Regions from separate parts of the Homo sapiens genome. Here region 1 is linked to region 2. Evidence: chromatin loops called from intact Hi-C (ENCODE). Cell type or tissue: Caco-2. All regions are shown on one strand. Each heading gives the region's core, and the rest is flanking DNA. Links, peaks and the distances in the headings are about the cores only. Region 1 holds the start of LOC102724903 (a long non-coding RNA gene). Region 2 overlaps HECW1 (HECT, C2 and WW domain containing E3 ubiquitin protein ligase 1).

What was found. Hi-C counts contacts between places; a loop is a spot of excess contacts. Peaks named below come from ENCODE experiments on the same cell type or tissue, not always from the same donor. Only the 100,000 strongest peaks of a DNase experiment are listed, where the experiment ranks them.
Region 1: it touches region 2 in a loop (2.1-fold over the local background); 5 of 110 quality-filtered maps call a loop at or near these places.

The regions. Positions count from the first base shown.
Region 1 is chr7:43,296,612-43,306,836 of GRCh38, forward strand. All of the region lies in intron 3 of HECW1 (HECT, C2 and WW domain containing E3 ubiquitin protein ligase 1), which reads left to right. LOC102724903 (a long non-coding RNA gene) reads right to left here and starts at 3,700. Exons shown (of 3, transcript XR_428133.5): 1 at 3,323-3,700; 2 at 2,197-2,287; 3 at 732-993. RefSeq lists an enhancer at 7,615-8,115. In Caco-2, for the core only: no CTCF peak of the experiment used is centred there; a DNase peak (open chromatin) is centred at 5,700.
Region 2 is chr7:43,435,183-43,445,407 of GRCh38, forward strand. HECW1 (HECT, C2 and WW domain containing E3 ubiquitin protein ligase 1) reads left to right here. Exons shown (of 30, transcript NM_015052.5): 9 at 2,821-2,963; 10 at 7,347-7,447; 11 at 9,036-10,225. Among named protein-coding and RNA genes, the nearest start is that of LUARIS, 82 kb to the right of the region's middle. In Caco-2, for the core only: CTCF peaks have their summits at 4,814 (motif pointing left) and 5,013; a DNase peak (open chromatin) is centred at 4,799; H3K27me3 peaks cover 122 bases.

The sequences.
Region 1 (10,225 bases), core at 955-8,954, 140 kb before region 2:
GTCACTTTTGTTTGTCTTAATTCAGGTTTATGGCTCCTTTGCATCATTCTGGATTGAGAAATGAGGCCAAATGCGAACTAATGGAAAAAAGTAAGGCTGATGAGTTCATTTAGAAATGAACTGTTCCAACAACGTTCTTCTTGACATCTCTCAAGAGGGCCAGCCGTTCAGGGTGCACTTTGCGGCCTCCACAGCTCTGCTCCTTGCTGGAAACATCCCCCTTCTGTGTCCTCCACTTGCCCAAGTCTGACCTGTGCCTTCAAGGCACTTAACATGCAGTTGTTGTTGAAATATCTCAAGGTGACTATACCTCCCCTTTGCAGCTTTTTGTGACAACCACCAATTAGAGACAGTGATGGCCTCCTTCTGAGTGCTTGCCTGCTGGTCAGAACCAGGCTGAGCTGATGCTTGGTAAAATATAGCTGCCTGGGCCCCATCCAGCCTATTGAATTAGAATCTCCAGGAAGAAGGCTGTTTTATTTTTAATTTTGTTTTCATCTCATGCATTCAGCTTTTTCTGCCTCATTTGTTTTGACCTGAGAACAGAGATCATATGCTGAACAACAGCTAGCCCAGAGCTTTACAAACAATAGATATTCAATGGATGTTTGTTCAATTGAACTGAATTAGATACAGTCAGAGCAAGGGCACATTTCAGTCCTTAAGTTGGAACCCTTGCCAAAATGTCACAATTACACTTGTTTGTTTGTTTATTTATTTCTAACACTTCCTAATCAGCAGGTAGAAATTTATTAATTATGAAAATTGCTTTTTATCATCTTTCAGATTGTTTTTGCATGCTGCAAAACAATGTCTTCTGTGGACATTGAGACTGTGGATGTGTGTGGCCAGTAGTCTCTAGGGATAGTACTCAGAGTGGTAGCCAAGGAGAAGAGTGGTTCAGGCACACTCAGAAGGTGCCATTCTCCAAGGTGGTTGGCAGGGATGTCCAGGCACCAGTCACAGCAAGGATCCATCATGCCTCCGCTGCTCCTGTAATCGAGATGAAAATTACTGCCCAGATTTTGATGGACACTCTAAGACTGAAAAATACAGCTGCATTGGGTTTGGCTCTAAGGATTCTTCTCCAGTGTGTTTATAAGATGGCAATTTAAACATATATACAGTGGAGTCACTAGAAAACAACATAGTGATTTTTCTAAAAAAAAACTAAATTGGGTCAGGCATGGTGGCTCACGCCTATACTCCCAGCACTTTGAGAGGCCAAAGCAGGAGGATTACTGGAGGCCAGGAGTTGAAGACCAATCTGGGCAGCATAGAGAGACCTGTCTCTAGAAAAACATTTTTTTAAATTAGCCAGACATGATAGTACATGACGGTGGTCCCAACTACTCAAAAAGCTGAGGCAGAAGGATAGCTTGAGCCAGGAATTCGAGGTTGCAGTGAGCTTTAGTGGCACCACTGAACTCCAGCCAGGGTGACAGGGTGAGACCCTGTTTCTGGGGAAAAATAGGAAAAAAAACAATTTAGATTGGATAGGACTTAGAGTATGTGCCCTGGTACCTTTATATTCTAGTTGGAATAGAGTGCACCATTCGCCCTGTCTGGAATATTCACCCCACTCTCTCCCTGCAGTGGTGCTTTCTTCTAACAACCTCATTTTGGCAATTAGGTATGGAAAACTCCATAGAATATTTGGAGTTATTAAATTTTCACGCGAATAAGTCCTAAATCTCCAGGGCAGAGGCCATGATTTCTATTTCAGTTCATTTTCCAGGGTTTGGCATGTGCATTTGTTGACTGAATAAATAAATGAAGCCCTGCTGGGAAATGCACCCTTAGCAGTTTACAGTCCCCCTGACATGTGCTTCTAACTGCCTCCAAGTAGTATTAATAAAGCAGTAGTCATATGCCAGCCTCCGACTGGGGATCATAATTGAGGCACTGACATGATGAGTTTATCTCTGATAACCGATGGCAATGAGACCTGTCCTTTGCAAAGAGCAAAGCCCTAGTCTTGCAGTGTGTGAGGCATTAAGACTCAGTAGCATGTACCTGTGGCTCTAGCTTCCTCAGCACTGATGTTTCCTCTTGGAAAAACCCAAATTACTTTCATTGTCTCACTTTCCTTTTAATACTTAGTCTCTTGGAGCTTTGTAGAAAGCCTGAGAAGCAGTGTGAATGGCAAGTCAGGGGCCTCGCTGCAATGAGCTGGTCTCCGTTGCCACCACTTACCACGAGGTGCAGGCTCTGTCTGCCGCCCCCACATCTCGAGGCTCCTTTCACAGCTCTTATTCTCTGGAGCGAGACCGCACTTTAATCTCTGCTGTTTTCCGCATACAAGGTAAAAAATGGAAAATTAGAGATGTTATCTGAATAATTAATTCAAGCCTCAAATGAAAAGGAAATTCTAAAATATCCAGATCATTGAGACTTCTGAGTTTCTATTAGTCTGGACATAGATGGCTTGTCTTGTAACCAGTGGAAATGGCAGTGAGTGCCCTTGAATCTATTACCGTATCCTCGAGGCCAGAGATGTCTAAGCATCAGCTTACAAGTGAAAAATGTCTTAGTGAGATGATAATCATCGGTTTGCCATCTGATAATTGCTACAGAGAGTCAAGGAGGTAGTACCAATTCAACTGTTTATCTCATGGAATTTAATGTGAACCTATACTACACTGTTGAGCAAAGATTCCACGAGGCCGGAATCGGTGGGAGAGGCCGTGGGGCTGGTACCTTCCCGGTATCTTTGGTGTATATTTGGTGCATCTTTGGTGTATCAGAGACAAGCTTAGGAGATGGTCACGGGCATCTAAGCAATAGAGATGGACTGCACGAAAACCGTGCCTTTTCCCTCATCTGTAAAATTGAAAATACTGTCCAAAATCCCACAGCAGACTATAGCTTTTGTCCGTGAGTTCAAAGGTTCCAAGTTTAGTCCTGCATAATTGAGAAAAAGACTTAAAAAAAAAAGTTTCCAAACTGCCTCAATTGTTGTCCCTTCCTTTTAGCTCTGAAAAATCAGAAAGATTAGCTGTGTGGAAAATGTCAGAAGAGACTTTCTGTTAAATATGTTAAAGAATTTCAGCAGTAAGTGTCGCCTGAGACGTTTAAGAAATCATAGTAGCTAAGTGTCCCCTTCCTTTTAATGTTCTTCTAGAACCCAGTGAAACTTTGGACTGAGGTGATTCCTCCACACTCCCAGCCCACATCACAGAGTCTTAGTGATCATTTCTCCTTTGCTGTCAGAGCTGAGTATCAAATCCCATTTTTTTGTTTTCAAAATAGAATTGTTCCTTTCTTTTACCATTCCCCTGAATAATTGCTAATAAAGCAATATGCCACTCATCTAGGTCACCTGATTTGCTGGTTTTGATCACAGGGATATCTTGATGCTGTTGGACTTTTCCCCATGGAGCTCTTACTCTGTTAGACAGGTGTCCATTCTGCTGTGGCTCACTTAAAAAGCAAGGCTTTGTCTTTGCCTCGTTGTGATTTCTTTCTTCTATCAATGTTGAGAGCTTGACGGAGGTGCTGGTGGGTTAATTCTCCTCCTTATCCTTTCAATTCCCCCATTCTATCCTAAATCACTACAGATAGGCCTATTCTATACATATATTGCCAGTTCTTCCTTATTTCCTTCCTCTTCCAATAGGAATCTCTTGAGGTAAACCACCTCTGCCAGTCCTCCTATCACAGCCTGCTGCTGAGATGGTGCAGCCTGGTGTGGCTAAGGCGTGTGGCAGCCAGAATTGGAACTGAGTGACAGTTAGAGCTAGAAAGAGCACAAGAGTGGGCAGAGTGATGACAGGGAAGGAACCTGGGAAGGAACGTGCTACCTGTGGCCCCATCTGGAATATGAACTGGCTTTGTCTCCTTTCAAGGGTGGAAGAGGGATAGAAGAGGGTGGAAGAAGGGTGGAAGGAGCGAGAGATTCCTTTATATTGCCAATATAGGTATGAAATGTAGGAGAGAGAGATGACTTTATATTGCTAACGGCCATGCCTGCTTCACTCTTCATCATGGCTCTAAGTTGCTCTCATAAATGCTCTGAGACATCAACACTGAATTTATATCAGATATGGCCGTGTTCATCCGGGGCACTTTGATCACAAAAGGAAAGTGCTGCTGCTGCTGGTTCAACCCCACTGTGTACTGATGATGGGCATTATGGTTCATAATCCCAATGACTGGCACACTTATCAGAGCTGCAGTCCAACATGGGGCCTTCTTCTGGCTTGATGGGTGATCTGGAAAAGCAGGTACGATGACCTCCCACACTGATGTGAGAGCTGCACACTGTCCCTGCACCCGCCCAGGAGCCGCCCCTGCTACTTTGTCAGTAACTTCTGCCACGGTGCCACTTGTTTAGACTTGAGGGACCACTTGATTGGTAAAGCTTCTCCCTGCATGTAGACCTTGGCATTCAGGAGAGCTATACTTGGGCTCCCCAAGACACAGCAGCTCTGTCCACCTTGCTCTCCCCCTCATTGCTGCAGTGTGAAGTTTCTAAGGTGAACAAAACCTCCGTGGCCCCCCACTCTCCAATGGAGAAGGTCTTATTTCTTGGTGTGCCATGGGAGACCCCTTTCACACACTTCCAGCTGCCCCCAACACTGTCTGGCAGACAGCTAAGAGGAGCTCTGCTGAATCTGGAAGCTCAGCATGCTTCTAGTAAAGATACGCTTTTCCACGAGAAGTTCCTTCTGCTTAGATTGGATTTCCCTCAGCTCTTGCCCCTTCCTTCCAGGTCCAGCTTCCATGTCCTCCCATCTGGGAAGGTGGTCCCAGCATCTCTCTCCCTTCTAGGGGGGACCATGCCCACCACCCCATTATTGCCCTCACCATTGTGTCATAGTTGACTGCTTAAATGTCTGCCTCCTGCACCAAACTCTCCGAGGCTATGAGCACTGTTTAAGTCCTCTCTGTATCCATACTCAGCATTTAGCACAAGGCCTGGTACACACTAAAGACTCCATCCACATTTCCTGATTGACTGGGCTAAAGGAAGGAAGAAGAAGCCAGATGCAGTGGCTCACGCCTGTAATTCCAGCTCTTTGGGAGGTCAAGGTGGATCACTTGAGGTCAGGAGTTCAAGACCAGCCTGGCCAACATGGTGAAACCCCTTCTCTACTAAAAATACAAAACAATTAGCCAGGTACGGTGGCACGCACCTGTAATCCCAGCTACTCGGGAGGCTGAAGCAGGAGAATCTCTTGAACCCGGGAGGCAGAGGTTACAGTGAGCTGGGATCGCACCATTTCCTTCCAGCCTAGGCAACAAGAGTGGAAACTCTGTCAAAAAAAAAAAAAAAAGAAGCAGGAGAATAAAACCAAAGACAGGATTTACTTAAAAATAAACCCAAAGATGCTGGGTCAAACCACCCAGGGGATATAAGAATTTAAAAGAGAGCATCTTTACAGCACCTTGATCCTCCATGACAAATGATAACATGCTTTTGAGTATTAATTTCAATGAGGATACAAACTCAGCACTGCATCTGAAACCCTCCTAAGTGTATTTCTTAGAACTGTAATCCCTGTCTGGCCCCATCACCTAATAGCAGGCAAATGAGGACACGACCATGAATGGAGGAGGGAAACACACTGGCTTACAACAGCCTGAGGCTCCTCAGGCTTCTCAACAAGCCTGAGGCTCCCTCCCAAGCCAGGCAGCTCAGGCCATGGATGAGGCAGCTAACTGGCCGCAGGGAGTCTCAAGGTCCACTTGGGGCCCTGCTGCTCCCCTGCTGCGTGGTCAGGGCAGGCAGCTGCCCTTCTCAGGCTTCAGCTTCCCGGTGAATAAGAGGAGGGGCTGGCCCAGAACCCTCCCATGACTGTCACTGTGGGTTCCTGTGTGATTCACAGTATTGTGGGTTGGCTTTTGGAGACTGGACTGTAGCCAAGCAGGTGGTGGTGCCCTGGTTACGGGAAGAGGCACAGTGACCCCACTCAGCACAGCACAAGCCCTGCTGGGCTCAGGATGGAGTGAGGCTGAGGTCATCATGGGGGCTCCTCACAAATGCCCGGTACGGGGCCGCCCCGGGAGGATGATGTGGCTGGCTCACAGCAGCTCCACCTCCCTTTCTCTCCTGTATGGTCCGCAGGGCTCCTGGAGCTGGGCGCCTTGGGCCCCTGGAGCCGCACTGTGGTTCTGGGAGGTGAACACATATCCTTTTCCTCTGCAGGTATCAGTAGGTAAAGAGGAAACTTTTCCACTTTCAATCAGGCTAGTGCCTTCCTGAGGAAGAAACAGTATTTCCTAACATTGAGAAGGGAAAAATGGGTCTCTTTCTCACATCTGTAAGTTCCCATTCATTCTGTCTCTGTGTCTTACACACACACCACACACACCCACACACGTGCACACACACATGCGCGCACACACACACACAGGAATACCAGTTCTCACCTTTCCTTTCTGTGTAAACCAGAGGAGGTGCTAAATATTATGAACAGGAATTTGCCCCAGCTAACCTGACGAGGCCCTCCTGGCTGCCACCTTCCTCCCTCTCCCACACCCACAGCCCCCTGCCCATTCCTCTGCCCATACAAACCACCCAGATTTCAGCAACTTCGCTGCTGAACGCCTCCAAACATAAACCTCCCAAATAACCCAGAGCTGCACCAAGCAGTCCTAGACTTGAGCAAAGCAGTGAATGGTCCAATCATGCCCCTCCTGGAGCCTGGCCTCCAGCTGGTTTCTCTTACGTGTGAGTGAGAATGGTGTGCGAGCGACAAGGAGCAAAGACCACCCCACCCCCCGCCCCCCAACACCTGCCATCAAAGGGCTGCAGAGTCAAAAGTGGGAGGGGATGTTCAACCTTACACTTATTGGTGGATTTTTTTTTATGAGCGATAAGGCATTATGTGTTCCTAAAATAATGTGTCTGACTGGCATTTTAACAAGTTCCTTGTATTTTAAATCATGACTTCCTGTGTGGATATTATCTGGCTTGGCTTGATTTGCTTATTAAAATTTTCTCCCCCTAATGTTCCCTTTCAGCCAGCAATGAGTGGGATTTTATTTCTTTTTCAAAGAAAAGAAGCCCACACAATTTAGTTTATGTAATTCTGTGATATTCTTCCACACAATGGCCAGCACAAAAGAAAGCTTTTTTAGCACATGGCTTTGAGGCTGAAAGCACAAATTGAGGCACAGGTTTCAGGAACAGGTGTCTGGGAGCTGAAGAGTTAGACAGAGATGGTGGTTTAGCAGCCACCTCCCACTCTCCTCCCTTACACCTGAGAGCCCCTACACCCGCCCCTGTCCCACAACATCCCTCATACACAGCAGTTCCCAAGCAGAGGTACAAATGGGTAAGCAGGACTCAAATCTCAGGATGTGAGAGGGAGAGGAGGACCCAGGGGCAGTATTTAATCTCATCCCAACACTTTCTTCTTATTTGACAGGTGATGAAGGCAATTCCCAGAGAGGTGGAGCCCTTCTTTTTAGCCTAACGAATTGTTTCCCTTAACAGTCGTGACTCAGAGGAAATGCGTGGGCTGCAGTGATTTTTGTGATCTCTTGTGCCTGCCATTGGGTTGGGTAGGAGGTTTCTGCTTTTAGACTGTTAGGACCAGCAGGGCCCAGCAGCAAGTAGAGCTCTGGATAAAGCTGCCCTGGCCTGTCTCCAAACCCTCCAACCCAGGCCATCCCCACTTCTCCTGTACTGCCTCAGGGATTCCCGGTGCTTCTGCTGGTCCTGCATCCGGACACCTGACCCATCCCAGTGCAGTCCAGGAACCAGGAACTCAATTCGAGCAATTCTGGGCACCAAGCCTAGTGCTTACAAGAATTCCTGAGCTCAAGGAGCAGAGCCCCATGTCCAGGTGCACCCCAGCCCACACGTTACCCACAAGTGCATTCATTCATTCAACACAGTTATTTATTTATTTATTTATTTATTTATTTATTTATTTATTTATTTATCGATATGGAGTCTCACTCTGTCACCCAGGCTGGAGTGCAGTGGCGCAATCTTAGCTCACTGCAGCCTCCACCTCCCTGGTTCAAGCGATTCTCCTGATTCAGCCTCCTGGGATAGCTGGGATTACAGACACGTGTCACCACACATGGCTAATTTTTTTGTATTTTTAGTAGAGACGGGGTTTCACCATGTTAGCCAGGCTGGTCTCAAACTCCTGGCCTCAGGTGATATGCCCGCCTTGGCCTCCCAAAGTGTTGGGATTACAGGCGTGAGCCATAGCACCCAGCCTCAACAAAGTATTTACTGAGCATCATCTATGTTCTTGCCAGGCACTACTTTTGCTGGAAATGCAGACCTAAAGGAGCTAGGCTGGGCTGCTGTCTTGGTGCCTGCCTTCTAAGTAGAGGGGACTGACAAAAAATAAGTTGACAGGTAAGGCAGTTTTAGACAGAACATCTCATTCAGGCTCTGATCGAAATCTCCATTGAGGCCAGAGAGGAAGCTGCGGGACTGAGAACAGTCACTGAGTTCAGAGTGGAAGCTTTGGGGTAAAGCTTCCCCTAGAAGTGACTGAGCCAGGTAGACTTTGGAATGTGGTCGGAAGGCAACACAGCACAGTCGCTCAGTCCCTAATGAACTCTCTTCCTGCGATGACCTTGGCTTTTGTCAAAGCCTTGTACCAGGAATCTGCCACTATAATCGTGATTAAAAGTCTCTTAAGATCTTACTCACCACATTTCATTGTGTTTCCTACAGAAAGTCTAAGATGAAACATTTCGTTAAGAACTTGGAGGAAGAAAAAAGTCCCTGTATTCTGATCATAAGAACTAAGCTTTCCTTTTATCTTCTTGGCTGCCGAGAAGCTCAGAGAAGTATCTGAATCTCAATTACTGCAATTCTGTCCATCTGTTTTATAATTTGGAGAGAATGCTTAAGAATGATAAAAGTGCCCTCTTATAATCGCCCATAAACAGGCTCAAATCCCCATTTCCTGCCACACGATGGATGACCTCAGAATTTTTATTAACATTCTGAGCTGGGTTTTCTAGCAACCTGAGAATAGTGAAACTGGATAGTGTTTTGTTGTTGTTGTTGTTGTTGTTGTTGTTTGTTGTTTGGGGGGGACAGAGTCTCATTCTGTCACAGAGTACAGTGCATGATCTCGGCTCACTGCAACCTCCACCTCCCGGGTTCAAGCGATTCTCCCTGCCACAGCTTCAGCAGCTGCGATTACAGGCGCCCGTCACCACGCCCAGCTAATTTTTTTTTTTTGAGACGGAGTTTCGCTCTTGTTGCCCAGGCTGGAGTTCAATGGCACGATCTCGGCTCACTGCAACCTCTGCCTCCTGGGTTCAAGTGATTCTCCTGCCTCAGCCTCCCAAGTAGCTGGGATTACAGGCATGTGCCACCACGCCTGGCTAATTTTGTATTTTTAGTAGAGACGGGGTTTCTCCATGTTGGTCAAGCTGGTCTCGAACTCCCAACCTCAGATGATCCGCCCACCTCAGCCTCCCAAAGTGCCAGCATTACAGGTGTGAGCCACCCTGCCCAGCCTAATTTTGTGTATTTGTAGTAGAGACGAGGTTTCGCCATGTTGCCCAAGCTGGTCTTGAACTACTGACTTCAGGTAATCCACCCACCTCAGCCTCCCAAAGTGCTGGGATTACAGGCATAAGCCACCATGTCTGGCCTTGATAATGTTTTAATGAGATGTACAACAGTCCGCTGCATAGAGCAAATGCTCAGAACTATTTTTGTCTTCCTTCATATTGCTACTTCCTGATTTCTGTCTGTTTTGTATTTTCCTATTTTATTATACATTTCTTGGTTTGTAAATTTTCTCAAATCCTTTGTAGAAAAAGATAAGCTTTGATTTTTTTTTTTTTTAAATCCCATTACCCACCTGGTGGCGTAACAAAGCCGAGTGTAGGATAGCAAAAGCTGCAGGCATCTTCTTGATCAAAGTAAAATCTGCTCATGGACTAAAAAAGTATTACGTTCTTTCTTCCAACTAAGTAATGCCAGTTTCTATAACCTCATCTTATATACTTTAATGAAGCTTCCTTCAAGGGCTGTGTATTTCGCTTACAATTTTTGATTCCTTGGTGTAGAGGCCATTTTTAAGAGTCATTTTCTCTATTATAGACATGCCTTTGTCTGCTTTCTTTTCATTTCTGAGATGGCACTCACTCACGGCTTTATATTCCAAGACAGAAATGCTATTAATGACTTAGTTAGATAAAAACTGACAGAGCAGAATCTTTTGTCTCCAGGTTCTTAAAAAAAAAATCCATGCATAATAACATGTTCCATCCCTAGAAGTGATGATTT
Region 2 (10,225 bases), core at 1,461-9,460:
TATTATATGTGCATATCACCTATACCTAACCTATTGTTGGGTATTTAGATTAGAAGATATATTATAATACACTCCAGAATGGAATAACTGGACCAAAGATATAGAAGTTTTAAGGACCTGAGACAATCAGCAGGGCTGGATTCTCACTTAGGAAGGCCTTTTTAGAGTAGTACCTATTCCTGGGTTGGATTCTCAAACTTGACATGTCCATAACTCAGTTTTCTCAGTACTGGGAATGATTAGTTCTTAGGAGTTATATAGGAGTTAACTAAAACTGATTTATAATAGCAATCAGACGTACCACATGGTCACTGTGGAACTCGTTAGTTCTGTTTGTCAAATATTTCTGTGGTCCATCTCCCAGGCACCTTATAGGATTATACTTCCTGCTCCCTGAGGGTGGCTGGGGCCTGTGTCTAGTTCTGAGGAGCTATGTTTGGAAGTGAACACTTATTTACAGGGGGAGCTCTTTTTGCCTCTGTCACTGTAACTGGCAATGCTTGAGAGGGTGGCTGCTCCATCAGCCCACAGTGAGAATGTGAGCAAGAAATACAACTTGAAGCCCCTGAGACTTGGAAGTTGGCTGTTAGTGCAGCATGCCCTAGCTCATCCTGACTGCCACAAAGAAGATACTCACATTAGCATGCCCAACATATTTAATCTCTGTAAATAGAAATCAACTAAAGTTAAAAGATTGCTAGGCCGGGCGTGGTGGCTCACGCCTGTAATCCCAGCACTTTGGGAGGCCGAGGCAGGCGGATCACGAGGTCAGGAGATGGAGACCATCCTGGCTAACACAGTGAAACGCTGTCTGTACTAAAAATACAAAAAATTAGCTGGACGTGGTGGCAGATGCCTATAGTCCCAGCTACTCGGGAGGTTGAGGCAGGAGAATGGCGTGAACCTGGGAGGCAGAGCTTGCAGTGAGCCAAGATTGTGCCACTGCACTCCAGCCTGGGCAAGAGAACTAGACTTTGTCTCAAAAAAAAAAAAAAAAAAAAAAGGATTGCTGTTAGGATTCATCAGAATAAAAGAAAAATATGTATTTATTTCAGGTGTTTCACAGCCCTTGATTAAGGGGACTGTAACATTCAATGTTAATTAAGACTTCCTCTTCCCAGGTAGTTTGGGCTGGGCAATGCCAACATTTACCTTCCCGAGTCTCCTTTTTACACTTTTAATTTTCACGTGTGTTCATGTGAAGAGACCACCAAACAGGCTTTGTCTGAGCAATAAAGCTTTTTAATCACCTGGGCGCAGGCAGGCTGAGTCCGAAAAGGGAGTCAGCGAAGGGAGATATGGGTGGGGCTGTTTTACAGGATTTGGGTAGACAGTGGAAAATTATAGTCAAAGGAGGTTGTTCTCTGGCAGGCAGGGGTGGGGGTCACAAGGTGCTCAGTGGGGGAGCTTCTGAGCCAGGAGAAGGAATTTCACAAGGTAATGTCATCAGTTAAGGCAGGAACAGGCCATTTTCACTTCTTTTGTGATTTTTCAGTTACTTCAGGCCATCTGGATGTATACGTGCAGATCACAGGGGATATGATGGCTTAGCTTGGGCTCTGAGGCCTGACATTCATGTTGACCAAGCCAACTTCTGATGGTCACGGTCTTCCTTTAATTGGTATTGTTTTATTTTAAAAGTCACACCATACACTATTTAACAAACAAGTACTTTTTAAAATTTTTGTGTATATTGTTTTGAGATGGAGTCTCACTCTGTCACCCAGGCTGGAGTCCAGTAGTGCAATCTCAGCTCACTGCAACCTCCACCTCCCAGGTTCAAGCAATTCTCCTGCCTCAGTCTCCCAGAGCAGGTGGGATTACAGATGCCCGCCACCATAACCGGCTAACAAATGAATACTTTAGAATCAAATGAAGTAAAATATAAAAGACCTGCTTTCTCCCTCCCCTACCAGCCCACTTCCTGGACTTCAGTTTGGAGCATCCCCCTCTAGACATTTTCTCTGCAGTTCAAAGTACAAATGAAATCCTACTCTTCGTATTCTTCTGTGCTTTGCTTTTTCACCTAGTTTCTCGGGTGTCTTTTCATGTCTGTGTATGTTGATTCACCCCTTTCTTTTTAACGAAGGCAGAGTTCTCAGTTTCAAAGATTTATCAGCCTTCACTTAACCAGTTTCCTCTTTGTAAACAGTTTTGGGTTTTTCTCCAGTCTTTTACTATTGTTAGTAATGCTCCAATAAACATCCCTGTTAAATGTATCTTTTGCACATTTGCGCAAATTAATCCAGAAGGAAAATCTCTAAAAATATAATTCTAGGTTGAAGGAATTTGCAGTTTAAATGCCAGTAAATATTGCCAGTTCCTTTCCCAAAGGTCAAATCAATTTGCATTCCCACCAAAACAGTGTGAGAATTCTTGTCTCTTCCCCCTCTCAAGGATCCAGGGTATTACCAAACTTCTAGAAATCTCTTCCATCATAATCATGAAAAACCATATTGCATTGTTTATTTAAAGTACATTTTCTTAATTACAGGTGAGTTTGTGCTTGTTCTTTCTTAAAGTATGATAATACCTTCAATCAAGTATGATGAGGCTTTGGTGGCATTCTTTCTCTTTAAAGCATGCTGATTTTACTGCTTGAATCTCAAAGAATAAGCCTATTTTTAAGCCCTGCAGAAGCATCTTGTCGCTGCCCCTCATTTACTGAATAAACAGGTTCACAACATTTCTGAGACCCTTTATATATAGGTATATTATAGCTAGGATGTTTTACAGTGACAGCATCAAGGCAGATGGACTGGGAATTGACCAGCCCTCCAACCTCTCAGTTAATTGATGTGACATATTCTTTCATTGCAGCAATTCAGTTTTGTGTCCTTGCCCACTGACGTGCTGGAAATTGAGGTGAAGGACAAGTTTGCCAAGAGCCGCCCCATCATCAAGCGCTTCTTGGGAAAGCTGTCGATGCCCGTTCAAAGACTCCTGGAGAGACACGCCATAGGGTAAACCTGTGACTGAGATCTTACTATCACTAGGTTCCCACCAACAGGTCGTGCCCAAAGGTGGCCTGTAGGCTGCAATAGTATAGTCTCACAGAGAGTCAAAATGGTATCATTATATTTCCTTTGTTTTTCCTACTAATTATGTTGCCTGAGCCAACATAAGTGTTTGTTATATTAAACAAACCCATCCCTTTTCACTTGATGTGTAACACTGGTTACTTACCCAAGAGAGTAAAAAATCCTATTAAAAATATTAAACAGTATTAAAAGAAGCCCTCAATGGGGCATTTTTCTGTACAGGTAGAAACTAAAGTTTGTTTTACTATGAAGAATATTATTTCATTCATATGCCAGTCTGGTATGTAAGATTTAATCATATGTGACATTTCCATAACAAGATGGAATACTGGGTAACTACTGTAGAGTTTCTTACTTAGAAGACACTAGTATCTGCAGATGCTAGATAACATGGATAAGAATTTGAAAGCATGATTCTCATGGAATGACAGCAATTAAGATGCTCACAGAATTCAATTGTATATGAGAATGGGTTTCTGTTTTGTCTCTTTTACATTCATGTCCACTCATGGTTCTCATTAAAGTGGACTATGACCAGATAACAGCCCTATGTATAATATGTATTTCTTTAGGTAACAGGGACTACATTTGAAAACACTAAATAAAGCTTTCTATTGATAAACATATACTTATATACAATGTAACCCTTACAAAGATAGCAAAAGAATGAGAAAAAAATATGCAGAATTTCCAAGTGTCTTAATTTAAAGTTCTTTGGATTATCAGAAGGACTTTGGAATCACGGATAATTATCATAAAGACATTTATTATTAATTGGAACCTTATGGTGTGTAGGCAGCAGGGTGCACAGAGACCTGCCACTAACTCTCCAGCCAAAGGGAGCTGAGTTTATGGAGCTGCAGTCACGTGTCACATGCAGTGTTTGCACTTGCCATTCATGGTTGTGAGGATTAAACAGACAAAAAGTGTACATAAAGAACCTAGCACGGCCACTGGCACGTAGTAGGAACACAAAAGAAAATGGTATTCCTTGTGATCTTTTTTATTTCATTTAGTCCTCATAATGCTTCTGTGACAGCATTATCACCATTCCTGCACGAGGAAACAAGGCTTCAAAAGGATCAATAATTATGTAAACCCAAGGCTTGTGGGTGGCAGAGATCCGGCCGGAATTCAGACTCACACCTGTGTCTCTCCAAAGTCCGAGGGCCATCCCCACACAACAGGCTTCTCTCAGGGTTCCTAGGACTGATTCTGTAGTTTATTGTGGGCCATGCTTTTCATTTCTCTCCTTCTCTGCCCTACTGGCTGCTCTCACAGCTGTTAGCACCTCTGCCAGGGGGTGGGCTGGAGAACAAAAACAGGGGCTGTGTGGGATTCTTTCTACCCCAGCACCCAGTGCACTGCCGCCCAGCATGCATTAGATAGATACCAGTTCGTACGTAAGGAACAGAACTTCTCTCTCCAGCTCGCTGCAGCCGCAGAGCCCCTCTGCCCTCCCATGCTGAGTTCTCTCCTAAGTCCAAGCTGCCGGCTCCTATCTTCTTAGCACTGTCCCGCCCTCCAAGCCTCCCACTGTGGAAAGGCACATCCCCAGCTGAAAGCAAGTACCTGAGGTGGAAAAGGGTGTCCCCGACCAAAAGAAGGTTAGCTATGATTTTCCCAGTGTTCTTGCCACCCAGGGAAATGGAGAGCACAGATCGAGTGTGATTGAGCTTACACCTCTCCAAGAGGCAACAACAGCAAGCCATGGAGGCGTTTTTCCTCCCACCCTCTTTGATGGGATGATAGACTGCCCCCTGGTGGCGGCGCAGAGCAGCTCCTCCTCCAAAGCCTTCTGCTTCCACAGCCCCTGGGGGCCACTTCTGCAGTGCTGCCTCCTCCGGAGGTGTCCCACCGTGGTTAGGAGCAGAGTGTTGGGGTGATGGCCATGGAAGCAGTGGCCATGCAGCCTGAGCCATGGCAGAACCCCAGAGTGCACCCACAACAAAAGTGAATCCACTTTGCACCGCAGCTTCCCTCTGCCCTCAGCACATGCTCTCCCCATAAAGCCCCCTGCATCCGTGGTTTCTGAAACGTTTGGCTCCACCTGTACTGGCTGCCTCCCTGCCCTGAGATATTTGCACCTTTCCCCCCTGGGCACACATGCACTCTCATTTCCAATCCTCCTTCGATTCCTTGGCCTGTAAAATCCCAGGCTTCTGTTGGCTGTCTGCCTGTAACTCTAACCATCTCACCTTCGCATTGAAGTGTCACTGGCTGTCTTGAACCATTATTTAGTGGTCCTACCTTATGCCCCCAGCTGGACATAAGCTATTTAAAGGCAGGGGCGATGTATGACATGCTTTGTATCAACTGCAGCACCTTTCACATGGCAGGGGCTCAAAAAATATTTGTTAAGTGGGTGAAAAGCAAAAAAAAGAAAAGCCCTGAAAGTAAATGCAAAGCATAATAAATGTAATTTTTGTGCCACTGTCTGATTGTCTTTAGGCCTCCCCTGATTTCAATTAAGTTTTGGGTTCGGGATGTCTTTGTTATGGTCATAATAGACCTACTTCATAATATTGACCAAAGGCTCTTTCTAAACAGACAAAATACTGAAGCTCATCCTATTTTTTTCTGCACATAATGCTTTACTTAATGGACTTCTGAGGAACTCCAAACACTAAATCATGGCTTATCAAAGAACAATTTTTAAGTCGGGGCTTGTTGGGATATAGGTTGTCTCATAATGCCAGTGTTTTCTAGAAAGAAACATTAAAACACTATCAGCCAGTGATTTATCTTTTTATTTTCATGTCACAAACTAATAAATGGAATAAATACAGAGTCATCTGAGTAACAACTGGTTTGGGGCTATGTGTTTGTTATTACTGGGTACCCTGGGTTTGTTAACTCCTGAATATCCAAAGGTGGTCACTCTTCCTATTTAGGCCCAGGTAAGGGGCAATTTACTCTGCTGAAGCTGCATTGTTAATGAAAATATAATAGCAAAGTTTCAGGTTGATTGCCTCTAGAAAGTTTTCTTTTTATAATTAAGAAATTGCTTTGAGGGGGTGGAGGGGATGGCATGAAAATCCAGGGTGGAGACTTGGGGTCCCTACATGTGGAGCCCTGCAATTGGTGTTAAGTGGAACTCACAAGCCAAAGAATTCAGCCCACGAGTCTTGCTCTGCTCCATCCTGGAGCAGGTGCCATTCTGTAGCGCCCACAGACTCTCCAGTAACCATGACAGCATCCTTTCTTAGACATTACATATATACCACAAGATATGCATCTGCTGGCACTGTCCATCGTTGAGGACATATTTGGAAAATGGCAATCTGCACAGGAAAAGCAGGCCAAGGACATCCGTGTCTTTTTTTATTCTCTCTCTCTCTCTGTTTTAGAACACAGGTTGGCAAACTTTTTTGTACAGGGCCAGGTAGTAAATATTTTAGGCTTTGCAAGGCCCACAGTCCCTGTCTAAATTACTCAACTCTACCAATATAGCATGAAAGTTGCCACAGATAATACGTAAGCTAACAAGCATGGCCGTGCTCCAATAAAACTTTATTTATGGACACTGAAATTTGAATTTCATATAATTTTCACATGCTACAAAATGTTACTCTTCTTTTATTTCTTTTTCCAACAATTTAAAATGTAAAAAGCTCACAACCACACAAAAACAGGTGGTGGGCCACATTTAGCCCACAGGCTGTAATTTGCCTACCCTACCCCTGCTTTAGAATACAGACAGTCCGTTCAACTTAACCATTTTTTGCTTTACAATGAATTCAGCAGAAACCATACATCGAATTTTGAATTTTGAATTTTGATCTTTTCCTTGGCTAGCGATACACAACACGATACTTTCGTGAAGCTGGCAGCAGCAGCAAGCCATAGCTCCCAGTCAGCCATGTGATCACAGGGTAAACAAGTGATACTGTACTCTACAGTAGACTGTATTCAATAAATTACATGAGATATCCAATACTTTATTATAAAATAGTTTTGTTTTTGTGTTACATGATTTTGCATACTTGTAGGCTAATGTAAGTGTTCCAAGCACTTTTAAGGTAGTCTAGGCTAAGCTATGATGTTTGGCAGGCTAAATGTATTAAATGCATTTTTGAATTGCCAGTATTTTCAACTTTTGATGAGTTTATTGGGTCATAATCCATGGTAGTTCAAGGGGCATCTGTATTCGATAAGGACTTCCTTACAGTTTTGTATTGCTGTTGAGCACATCAGGACTTCCCTGGGCTTGCCTGCCTCACCCACTGGTATAGAAAGCACACTGCATGGTCATTAGGAAGAGAGGTATTGACCAGAACTGTGATGGTGCTTATTTCCTTCTAGGGATAGGGTGGTCAGCTACACACTTGGCCGCAGGCTTCCAACAGATCATGTGAGTGGACAGCTGCAATTCCGATTTGAGATCACTTCCTCCATCCACCCAGGTATTTTCAGCATGAACTTCATGTCTTGTCCTAGGCTAGTGTCATAAGTGTGGTTCCTTTTTCTAAAATACAATAACTATGGTTCTCTCCAGATGTATCCTAGGTTTTGTGGTTATCTTCTCCATTTGAGGTCCAGAAGCCAGTGATCTATTCTGGAAGCCAGGTTGCTGTCCCCCTGATAGAGAAGCTCCTCTTCATTCTAGTGACCCAAAGGTACAGAGTAGACAGTGGACTGAAGGTTAACAATGAGGCCAACATGGATAGGGAGTTCTGTCTTATTTATCATCCTACCCCCAGCACCCACATAGGTGTTTAATCATCACATACATGAATGAATGAATGAACGTGAAACATCTTTCTACCTAGTAACTAGATATAGACTAGCCAGTTGCTGAAGAATGTCATGTTGAAGAACTATAATTGTACAATGAATTTTTATAATATCACAGAAAAACAAGAAAAGTATAAATAGGACAGAAAACTCCAGAATCATCCAGTGTTCCATTTAATGCTAAAACAGATTTCAAAATACGAATGATAAGATGCCTCATAATTTTATTTTTGCTCTTCTTCTGCAGCCCCCATACATCTCAATATAGATCATACTGAGAACTGTTAGGACCTCCTGGACCATTTACAAGTTGCTGTTAAGTCTAATGAAGCTCTTGAGAACTTAGAGCCTGGAGTTTTTCACTACCCACTCATTAAACTCCAGGTCTACTTTCCTGTGCCAATATACAACTTAGATTGTAAGAAAACACCTTGACTATTTTGTCTTTTCAAATTCAGTCTATTTCTATATTCTGAGAATACAACTGACTCTTCCTTTGGTGTAGCCATAAGGACAGCTTTACAGCTCACCAGAGGGACTGATTTTCTTTAGTGACTTGCACTAATGCATTTGAAATGGGGAATTTCACATCTGGCAGGAATCCAGTAGAACAGCTGCAGGAAGGTAGAGTTAAACACTGGCTGGATGCTACCTCGTGAATGGCTGCTTGAGGTGAAGACCTTGTTTTTTTTAAATTGGAATAAACTCTAAATGTTGGGAACCTTCCAGCCTGAGATATTGAATGACTGTGATTGTTCCTATTCTTCATCCAGCCTTTGAAGAATCTGGTTGCCTGAGAATCCTGCTTACCCCTTATGCCACCCTGCAGGACCTAAGCATAGGAAACATTCTGAGCAAATGCAATTAACTAAATATAATCATCAAGGAGCTATAAATAACACCACTACTACCCTCATCCCTGGAAGTCATTCCATGTGGCAAACACTGTTGAGCACCTACTATGTGCCCAGAACTGGGTTAGTGCTAGGCTTTGGGCATTTTAACCAAAAGATGAATTCCCTTTTTGAATCGTATTTCGGAAATATATCCATGACTGCAAGTTGTTGTTAACATAGCAAGAACTCATTCTTACAGAATTTTTCACTAGAGCTCTGGCCAGTGAGAAACCCTCATCAACCTACATTCAATATCCTAATGTAGAAATCCCTTAGTGATGGCTTACATGTCCCACAGGGTATCCTAACACCACAATGCTCTCTTCTGGGAGAAATGACATATTTTTCTTCTTACCAGCAGATGATGAGGAGATTTCCCTGAGTACCGAGCCTGAGTCAGCCCAAATTCAGGACAGCCCCATGAACAACCTGATGGAAAGCGGCAGTGGGGAACCTCGGTCTGAGGCACCAGAGTCCTCTGAGAGCTGGAAGCCAGAGCAGCTGGGTGAGGGCAGTGTCCCCGATGGTCCAGGGAACCAAAGCATAGAGCTTTCCAGACCAGCTGAGGAAGCAGCAGTCATCACGGAGGCAGGAGACCAGGGCATGGTCTCTGTGGGACCTGAAGGGGCTGGGGAGCTCCTGGCCCAGGTGCAAAAGGACATCCAGCCTGCCCCCAGTGCAGAAGAGCTGGCCGAGCAGCTGGACCTGGGTGAGGAGGCATCAGCACTGCTGCTGGAAGACGGTGAAGCCCCAGCCAGCACCAAGGAGGAGCCCTTGGAGGAGGAAGCAACGACCCAGAGCCGGGCTGGAAGGGAAGAAGAGGAGAAGGAGCAGGAGGAGGAGGGAGATGTGTCTACCCTGGAGCAGGGAGAGGGCAGGCTGCAGCTGCGGGCCTCGGTGAAGAGAAAAAGCAGGCCCTGCTCCTTGCCTGTGTCCGAGCTGGAGACGGTGATCGCGTCAGCCTGCGGGGACCCCGAGACCCCGCGGACACACTACATCCGCATCCACACCCTGCTGCACAGCATGCCCTCCGCCCAGGGCGGCAGCGCGGCAGAGGAGGAGGACGGCGCGGAGGAGGAGTCCACCCTCAAGGACTCCTCGGAGAAGGATGGGCTCAGCGAGGTGGACACGGTGGCCGCTGACCCGTCTGCCCTGGAAGAGGACAGAGAAGAGCCCGAGGGGGCTACTCCAGGCACGGCGCACCCTGGCCACTCCGGGGGCCACTTCCCCAGCCTGGCCAATGGCGCGGCCCAGGATGGCGACACGCACCCCAGCACCGGGAGCGAGAGCGACTCCAGCCCCAGGCAAGGCGGGGACCACAGTTGCGAGGGCTGTGACGCGTCCTGCTGCAGCCCCTCGTGCTACAGCTCCTCGTGCTACAGCACGTCCTGCTACAGCAGCTCGTGCTACAGCGCCTCGTGCTACAGCCCCTCCTGCTACAACGGCAACAGGTTCGCCAGCCACACGCGCTTCTCCTCCGTGGACAGCGCCAAGATCTCCGAGAGCACGGTCTTCTCCTCGCAAGACGACGAGGAGGAGGAGAACAGCGCG